Linked DNA regions of Homo sapiens: region 1 is linked to region 2. Evidence: chromatin contacts called from ENCODE Hi-C or POLR2A ChIA-PET data. All regions are on one chromosome and are shown on one strand. Each heading gives the region's core, a stretch centred on a gene start or an enhancer-like site at or near the end of the contact. The rest is flanking DNA. Distances are from core to core; before and after follow the strand shown.

Region 1 (4,722 bases), core at 470-2,969, 1.1 Mb before region 2:
TAAAGTATATTCTGTTTTTAATTTCATTTGAGCTCACTTTGTTGACTTACCAAAAAAAATTACATGATTATCAATTTTGATATAGTAAATTTAAATGATGACTTTTAAATACAATACTCACAAATGCACTTTACATTGAATTAATTTTAAGTTAAGTCCCTTCATATTGTACTTTTAAAACCCAGCATCTTAAAATGTATATCATCTTCGGAGAGAATGGTAAAACCCAAAGAAGGAAAAAAATCCAAAAGAGTGATGTATCTGGAGATGATAAACCAGAGAACCTTTGCCATGTTGTTGTTTGCAATATTGAGTAACAGTTAACATTTTTAGACACCTATGGTGTCATAGACCTGGGAGATTAAAGATAATGTTATGTATCTTGGTGAATTCACAACCATGTGAGAAAGAACATTTCTGGATTAAGAACATAGAAAGTCGTTATTTAAATTTTCTTGAAAATAGTATGCTTTTGAAATCTAAGAAGGATGATTTTCTGGTGCTTGTTGTATTTTTTCTATCTTACATGAAAATCTTATTCATCGTAGCAGAATTGGGAAATACACATTTTATTTATAACCATGGCAGAGACTTTTTGGGTTAGAATAATTTGCAGTGTCAAAAAATGTTCATGTTCTAGAAATTGATCTCAGGATTTTGTTGGGATGGATGCTTTTAGATCGTTGACTACCTTTTTAGAACAAAGCAATCTATGTTTAAGTGTTTCATGCTATATACTTAGACTGTATGGTGTATAAATTCCCAGACTTGTTGCCACAGAATATCTGGTTTTCAGGAACTTCAGTTTGATATATATAAATACTAAAATTATCCTAGGTTGGGTAAAATATATGTAGACATTAAATGCAGAAAATATCTATCTAGCAATAAAAAGTATATTTTCTTATTGCTGTTTATGAATATCACAGTGAGGAGCTAGTTCTAATCTCTTTGTTTAAATCACACTTTAGACTTACTCATTCTTTTGGTGTGGGACCTTTTGTACAATTAAGCCAGTAAATTTGCTTTTTACTTGTATTGAGGGGAAAAGAGTACAGCAGACAATTTGGAGAGTGAAAAAGACATTAAACCAGAAATTTAAAGATAGGATTCATGGTCCCAGATTTGCCATTAACCAGCAAAGTGACCACAGATTAATTGTTTTATTGCCTAGATTTCAGTCTGTTTGTCTATTACCTGATGAAATTGACTTAAATGTTAGCTGATATTATTCAGTTATTCTGTATGTGTCTGTCCCACATCAATTCTCTTAGATTAAAGGGTAGTGATACACTTTAAATTTTGAAAAAAAAAAAGTCAACAAGAAAACAATGTGTATTTCATTTTCTTAAAACAGACTTATTTGGCTTTCACATACTCTTGAAAAAAGAATGAACTTGAGGACTATTAACTAAATCATACCTAAAATTTTAGAACATTATTGTAATGATGAATTTAAAATTATACCTGAGGACAATATTAAAAGCAGGTGATCTTGCTGACAAGAACTCAAGTCTGTTGATACCCTCCCAGCCTCATAATATGTCTAGACTGAGTTTTTGTTGATCTCCTTAAATCTCTGCACTTAAGCTAGAAGTTTTTAGTTGGTAGAGACAGACCAATCTCGAACGCTTCCAAAAGAATACAGCTGTCTTCATCCAGTTTCTCACACTCTTACTCCAAGGAGCCTGTGTGGCTCCCTGGTTGTTAAGATATGTTACATAGCTTAGCAACGTGGTAACATTCCTTAGAAAAATCTAAGTTCTAGAACCTCTCACCCACTATTCTTCTCAGACCTCCAGTTACCCACTTGACAAAACCATGTGGCCACAAATGGCTTTCCTCAATTTTGGACATATAATAGAGTTAAATCCAATGCAAGAGAAAGAAAAAGAAGAAAAATAAAACAGAGAGCAATATAAATCAAATTTATAATTTTTCCCACAATTCTGCTTAAAGAACAATTATGATATAACCAAATATAGCTTAATCCAAAACCAACGGGGAGAAGGTATACATGCTTTTAAGGAGTTTCTAATAGTTGTGAATGGAATATACTGCTTTGGTAGTCAGGATGTCTGTGCTGATGACATGTTCAATAGCCATGAAAAAATATTGAAATGTTAATTAGAAGTCATAGAGAAACACACACACATGTACATGCGGTGCTTCACAAGACTTTTCAGAATACACATGATTTTGAATTTCTGAATTACAATCTCTAAGAGCAATATAGACAATTTCTGAAAGGCAAATACTAGCTTAAAACAATGCAAGGATAGAGCCTAATTTGTCTGTTTTCTTGACTGGCCCAAGAATTAAAGGTTTAATTGCCTTTGCCTATAACCCATTCTTATGCCTTATGCCTCCCTGTTTTACTGTAGTTTATGGGGAATTTTATGGGAGATCTAATTGACTTTCTAAGGTAATTTTTGTATTCTGAGATTTTTAGTTTTCACTTTGTATCAGTTGAGAAACTTTATTACACAGCTAATAACAGAGATCAGAAATAGTGTTCTAAGTAAGATAGATGTGTATTTCTTCCTCACATGGAAGAGTTCAACCATCTAGGGTTGGTATGGAAGCTTTATGAAGCATCATTATGGACCTTGGCTTCATCTATGTTTTAGGTCCATCTTTCTTAATATTAGGCTTCCATTTTTGAAATTATCCCTTGTTCAAGATGGTTCCTGAAGTTCCAGTCATCCAAGATGGCTGCTATATTTGCACATATCAAATCTGTACTCCAAGCAGGAAACAAGAGGAAGGTTGGGGAGGTAAGGGCTGACAAGGGCACATGCTAGCTATCTGCTCTCTTTGTAAGAGCCTTCTCATGAGTCTCAGACAATAATCTATGTTGCATTGATGATTTATAGCTACAAGAAAGGATAGAAAATGTAGTTTCTTAACAGGGCACATTGACACCCCATTCTAAAACAGGGGCTCTAACAAGAGAGGGAGAAAGTATAAATCGGGTTATAAAAAGCAATCTCAACCACAGATCCTGACATTAATACCTAACTCTGGGTAGGAGAAGTCTACACTCTGTGTGCTGTGCTTTCCCTTAGAGAGGGTCACTAGAGATAAACATGTACTTGGCTATGTAACTATGTTATTTTCCATTTATGAAGCCCCATGGGGAATTTTCCTGTCTCATTACTAGGAAAAAAATGATACAACTGGCTTGTTTGCATTAATTTTGTCAGAATCAAAAAGACAGAGGTTGCTCTGCTGCACTGCTCAGGGTAGCACAGGTATCCTTGTTGCCTTGGATACTCTATTATTTTAGCAAAGAAAACAGATGGAAAGTTTTTTTGGAATATGTGCATATATTTATGAATGGTAATTAGTGATTTTTAAACTTATCTGGGGTCATGATAAGCAGGAAATCCACAGGTTTTTCATTGCCCACAGATATTTTGAAAATTGTTATGGACTGAGTTGTGTCCCCCAACAAATTCGTATCTTAATCTCTAACCCCCAATGTGACTGTATTTACAGATGGGGCCCTCAAGGAGATGATTAAGTTTAAATAAGATTATAAGGGTTGGACCCTAATCTTATAGGACTGGTGTTCTTACATGAAAAGGAAGAAACACCAGAGCCCTCTCTGTCTCCTTGCATGAGCTGGCCATGTTAGGACAAAGGAAGAAGGGGACATCTATCACCAGAAAGTGGCCCCTCAGCAGACATTCAATCTGCCAGTGCCTTGTTCTTAACCTTACCAGCTTCCATAACTGTAAGAAATAAGTTTCTATTGTTTCTAAGCTGCCCAGTCTAGGGTATTTTGTTATAGCAGCCCAATTTGACTAAGACAAGGCTTCACCAAAAACTAAGCCTGCCAGTACCTTGATCTTGGACATTCAGCCTCCAGAACTTTGAACATATAAATTTCTGTTGTTGAAGCCACTCAGTCTGTTGTATTCTGTGATGGCAGCACAAGCTGATTGATACAAGTGTAAATATGCAGGATACTCTGTAAGCTCTGTTCTCTCCATGAATAAGCAGTGTGGCCACATCTCAAAGCTGTGAACTAGTTAGGCCTATTCATTTTGATCACCTAAAATCCTCACTTTGCATTTACTATAAAAATGCCACAGGTGTCTGATTAACATATGAGAAAGCAATGTAAGTGATTTCGGAAAGGAAAAGATGCTAATTTAACATAATGGAAGAATAAAATTTAATTTCGTCTGGTGCCTTGACCACCCTATATTCTGTTCTGTCAATTTTGAAAGCATATGTTTCAGTCTCGAATTTGTAACAAATATCTACAATCACAGAAAATGGTGCTTTTCACTCTGTGATCTCCAGAGTACAACAAAAATGCTGACATAAGTGTCATAGAAAGAATTCTACAATGGCTGCCAAGATTTCCTCCCCATGGTGTACATACTCTGTGTTATCGCCTTCTCTTGAGTGTGGGTAGACCTGTTAATATGATAAATATCACTCCTGCAATTAGTTTGCATTTTCTGGCAAAGATGAAGAGATTTTACAGATATAAAGTCCCTAATCAGAATGACTTTGAGTTTATCAATCTCTGTTAATCAAAAGGAGATTATTTTGGTCTGTCCCAAACTAATCAGATAAGCCCTTTAAAAGAAGATTTAGGCCTTCCCCACTATCAGAGATGCTCCCTTGCTTACTTTAAAAAAGCAAGGCATTACAAGTTCTCAAGCTGGGAGGAAATGAACCTGCAAACAACCATGAGAGCTTGGG
Region 2 (5,364 bases), core at 982-3,481:
TTCTAATTATATGAGTCCTTTAAAATGAGGAGGCTCATTTCTGTGGGGTTGGCTATAAAGAGGAAATTGTGGTTGATCAGGTTAGCCTGGGAGGTTGGCAGGTAGAGTCTGTGTTAGGAATTCTCCAAAGGGAGGCCTCCAAAAGCAGAGCGCAATAAGCCTGGGTGAGCAGGCTTCCATATTATATAAGATCCCCTGACTCATGGGATAAAGATGATGATGAAGATGTCTTTGGCCTGAGGAGAAGGGCTATATTCCTGATCCAGCTAAGGGACTTTCTAAATCCCTGCAGTCCCACAAGCTGCTGCCAGCCCTGTGAGAGGAGAGGGAACAGGAGGGCCAGCACCAGCTCCCTCCTATCAGCAGGATGTGGTGAGTGCAGGCTTGGGCATGGCTTGCAGCTGTTTTCATGTTCCTGCCACTTGTCAGACTGCAGCTGTCACTGACTCTCAGGATGGCAAGTCTTCTCTGGGGGACTAAAGGCAGTGCAAGTTTGCACAGGTCATATAAATGACCTTGGGTCAAATATTTGGATCTTCCTTAAACATGGCCTTTCCCATAGTGCTGTTCTCTGTCCCTAAAAATCCATTTCCCTTTCTCCTGCTCTGGAAGCAGACAGCCTCCATCCACAGGGTCACAGATGCATAGGCTTCCAGGGGCTATGCAGTTTAGGTGAATGGCCAGGTGGGGATCTAATCCAGTAGAGAGACATATCCTGTCCAAAGGGGGCCCCACCCACATGCTCTTCTCCTGAAATGTAGAGTCCCTGGTTTCCAGATCTCCTCATTTTAAAAGAAAAGCCAGAGAAATGGATTTTTATGCAAAATCACTTACATTTTAAATGTTTAAAGCTATTCATTTTTTCTCCTTTTCTTCTTCCTTTTTTTTTTTTTTAAAAAATACCAGGCCGGACGCGGTGACTCACGCCTGTAATCCCAGCACTTTGGGAGGCTGAGGCGGGCGGATCACAAGGTCAGGAGATTGAGACCATCCTGGCTAACACGGTGAAACCATGTCTCTACTAAAAATACAAAAAATTAGCTGGGCGTGGTGGCGGGCACCTGTAGTCCCAGCTACTCAGGAGGCTGAGGCAGGAGAATGGCGTGAACCCGGGAAGCAGAGCTTGCAGCAAGCTGAGATGGCACCACTGCACTCCAGCCTGGGTGACAGAACAAGACTCCATCTCAAAACAAAACAAAACAAAAAACAACAACCATGTGGCCCAAACAACATGTGTGAGGGCCCCTAGTTTGTTTGCCATCCCTAGTCTATAGAGGAAGAAACAGATTGGCCAGGTGATAGAATCATGAAGAGCATGAAGAGTGTTTAATGATGACTCTTGTGGAAGAAGAGGCCCTCCACTCCTTCCCTCCCCTCTCCATGTGAGTGGTGCCTGGAGAGTGTTGATCAGCTTGGAAGAAATCAGAGTGGTGGTTCACAGGTTTGTTTAGAGGCGCAAATATGTTGCTAGCAGTTGATGGCAGTGCTAAGAGGTGATTAGACTCCAATCAGCTAAACATCAGTTCCATAGGTACTTGTAGGTATGCTCTATACCTCTTCTGATACACTCTGAACGCACTCTGATACATTTGGTAATGGGGCGGTGGTAGATGTTGCGTGGGTGTAAGTGATGTAACGCTTGGATGCCCAGGAGGAGGTGCTGTTGTGGGTTCCCTCGGGAGAGTGGGGAGGGCTTGGTTGGAGCAGAGTGTTCAAGAGGTGATGAAAAGTAAGGGTGTATCAGGAAGGGTTGCACAGAGGCTGGGCAGGGCAGCTCTGCCTCACTGAGAAATTTGATCAGGATCTCTGAGGAAGAAAGGATTGGGGCTTTGATTTAAGAATTAGGGGCAGAAAATAGAGGGACTGGCAAGTCAGATAGTTTTTAATTGAGGAACTACCCTAGCATCTGAAAACACACACAACCTAGCATTTGGGGTTTGTTTTTTAAAAGTCAGAATATATCTTGAATGTCTAGATGCAGGAAAAGGTTAAGATTCTGGTACAGCCATATAATTAAAGAACATGGGGGTATGGTGGCTCATGCCTATAATTCCAGCACTTTGGGAGGATCGCTTGAGTCTGGAAATTCAAGGCTAGCCTGGGCAACAAAGCAAGACTTCATCTCTGCAACATTTAAAAAAAAAAATAGCCGGGCATAGTAGTGATGCCTGTGGTCCCAGCTACTAGGGAAGCTGAGGTGTATCAGTTGAGCCCAGCAGGTTGCGGCTGTGGTGAGTCAAGATTGCGCCACTGCACTCCAGCCTGTGCAAGACCTCATCTCAAAACCACAAAGAACACAACAAAGAACAAAAAATAGGCAGCCATTAAAAAAGAGGTTTATAAAAACTTGAGTTGTTAGTAACATGAGAAATTCTTAAGTGGGGGGAAAAAAGGATATAGCTACACATGGCACAATGCTTCAACCATGTAAATACACCCTGGGCAACTGCTGTGGGCAAGCATGCCAGAAGGTCATTCTGAAACTTTGCATCAGACATTAGGCACAGGTATAACAAAGCATGCTTTCTATGAACTAACTGTCAGATCATATTATAACACAAATGCGAGGCCGTTCTCTCATTAACAGGAAATGAATTTTTGTCAGATGGTTTTCTCAGGTCAGTGAACATCTTGTTCTCACTTGTTGTGGCTTAGGGGAAGTCACTGTGTTTCACAATCACGATAGGGTAACAAGAGGACAAGAAATAGGCGAGTGGGAAGCAAAGGAATTAATAGTTATTACTTTGGGATATGATGAATCTACATGGACACTCTGCTGTGTTACTTCCTCTAACTTCTGCTGGGTACTAGGGGATGAGGCTGTGTGGGTGAAAAGAGCAGAATATGATTCATTAACACCTCTTCTACTTTTCTTACCTACACAAAAAAGGAAGTCATGGTAGGAGAAGCATGGTAGAGAGTGGGTTGCATTCTGGAAACTTGAGAAAAGGGAGGGTGGGGCAACGGAACTGTCTACCTACCGATAGTTGGCTTTAGCCGAAATTAGGAACTATTTTGGGTTCCTCCAAAGATGGGTCTGAAGTCAAAGCTCCTCTGGTTAATATTTCCTCACATCATCTTAGAATTGGATTCAATCATCCCTTCCTTCCTAAGTTCTAAGTGTTTTAGGTATCTGTCTGACATGCCTATGCTAGACATCAAGGAACTAAGCACCAAGATGCTGAGCAGAACCTCCCTGAAGGGAGGTCAAGGTCAGAGGTGCTGACCTTCTCTGGTCCTCCTGCTAGTGGACCAGAGAAGACCACCAGACCAAGAGAGCAAAGGTCAGAAGAACCGCAGGCAGCAGTACCTACCTGGCTTGTTTTGTTTGATAATTTGGTTCCAATATATAAAAATGAATTGTCATCATATTAAGTTCCTGTCTAGTGTTATAAATAGGAGACAGATGTGTATTGTCCATTTTCAAAGTGTTAGGGAGAATCTCTGTGGCTACAGCTAAAAAGCTCAATTTCATTAAAAATTTTATTTTTATTTTGGGACAGACTCTCACTCTGTCATCCAGGTTGGAGTGCAGTGGCACGATCTCGGCTCACTGCAACCTCTGCTTTCCAGGTTCAAGGGATTCTCCTGTCCCAGCCTCCTAAGTAGCTGGGATTACAGGTGTGCACCCTGATGCCTGGTTAATTTTTGTATTTTTAGTGGAGACAGGGTTTCACCATGTTGACCAGGCTGGTCTTGAACTCCTGACCTCAAGTGACCTACACGCCTCAGCCTCCCAAAGTGTTGGGATTACAGGTGTGAGCCATTTTGTTTCTACATTACAAACTATTAATAGGCATACTGTCTGCTGTTTGGGGGTTGTTTTTTGAATCCTTTTAGTTGGGAATCCTGCAGCAGTGAGAGAGGAGTATATAGGTTAGGCCCTAAGATATCACAATTCCATCTCACCTTGTCTTGAACGTCTAAAAGTTCAATTGTCATGAAAATCCTAAGGGAAGTAGGGATTATTAAACTTGTCATATTGAGAAATCAGGCCCAAAGAGTTTAAGTAACTTGGCTATGGTCACACAGCTAGTATGTAACAGACCCAGGATATGACTATAGATTAGACAGCATCCAAAGACCACACTCTTTGCACTGTATCACCCTTTTAAAGTACATAACTTGAGTCAGACACACCTATAAAACATACGCCTGTAATCCCAACACTTTGGGAGGCCGAGGCGGGTGGATCACTTGAGGTCAGGAGTTCAAGACCAGCCTGGTCAACATGGTAAAACCCTGTCTCCACTAAAAATACAAAAATTAACCAGGCGTCAGAGCACATGCCTGTAATCCCAGCTACTTGGGAGGCTGGGACAGGAGAATCACTTGAACCTGGAAAGCGGAGGTTGCAGTGAGCAAGATCGTGCCACTGCACTCCAGCCTGGACGACAGAGTGAAGTTACATGGCATATTATTTATATGTATATAGGCAAAGTTAGAGATCACACCTGTGAAAAAAGACCTCAGTTTTCCTGGCTACAGCTATAAAGATTCATCCCAAATATTATTACATGCTTTTTAATAGACACTTGTGTAATACAAATGTTATAGCGTCCTAATGTTAAGTGGCTTTTAAGCTTACTGATTCCAGTAACAGCTGGATACAAAGGGTAATGCTCACCTAAATGTCTTAATGTCTAGATATCCTCACCCAGTATGTTCAAGAGAATTAGATAATAAGCCTCCTAATTATAACAAAGAGCATTTCTTTTTGAATTCTTCACATGTAGCATTTTTCAGAACACTTCAGACTAATGCTTGCATATGAGAACTGCATTCTATTCAAGAAATCATTTTAGATGAAAAAGTTTTCTTCTATGTCTCCATTCTTATCAGACAGTATGCTCAAAACATGTTTTTATCATGGAAAACACTGGGTTATGGGCTAGTGTTTGCTTTGAGCACAATGAGGTTATGGTCTAGGTGGGTGGGCTGGCATGACTCCAAGTTGCTAATGGGGTTGGGGGGAAAGGGGTATATTCTAGTGCATTGCACTCAGGCATCTTCTTTGCTTGTATTCCTGCCCTTTTCATCTATGTTCTAGTACTGGCTCAAGATTGACAGTTAAAGCTTTGTTGTGCTGTTCTTCCCTCCTGTTGTCTCCCTTAGAATGTACTCTTAGTGGGTAGCAAACTAACTTAATAAATAGTGGCCTCTAGGACTAAGATTTAGTAGCAGGAGATAAGCGAGAGTACAGTCTGTAGACTCTCCCATCCACTGCAATGGCACATCAGTGTACCATCTAATTTGGTAGCCCCTGTGATAAGGGCACAGCCTTCTGGTCTTTCCGTACAATGATGAGTACTTTGAATTGCACTTTATTTTGCTGGAGATGGGAGTTCCTAGCATATTAGCAAA

The links. A loop is a pair of places that touch in the nucleus more often than their neighbours do. ChIA-PET counts read pairs that join two places held with the same protein, here RNA polymerase II (POLR2A). Pooled maps may share reads with other maps.
Region 1: a pooled map shows a loop between it and region 2 (2.3-fold over the local background). The contact joins the promoter of C4orf17 here to the enhancer-like site in region 2. A Hi-C loop is called at or near these places in 2 of 50 pooled maps. POLR2A ChIA-PET finds 5 or more read pairs at or near these places in 2 of 52 experiments (PC-9 and activated CD4-positive, alpha-beta T cell).

The regions. Positions count from the first base shown.
Region 1 is chr4:99,508,018-99,512,739 of GRCh38, reverse strand. It overlaps C4orf17 (chromosome 4 open reading frame 17), which reads right to left and starts at 1,719. Exons shown (of 9, transcript NM_032149.3): 1 at 1,468-1,719.
Region 2 is chr4:98,444,143-98,449,506 of GRCh38, reverse strand. No RefSeq gene overlaps it. Among named protein-coding and RNA genes, the nearest start is that of RAP1GDS1, 190 kb to the right of the region's middle. Within about 2 kb of position 2,231, at least 12 of the 41 ENCODE cell types and tissues checked have a DNase peak (open chromatin) inside an H3K27ac peak, as active enhancers do.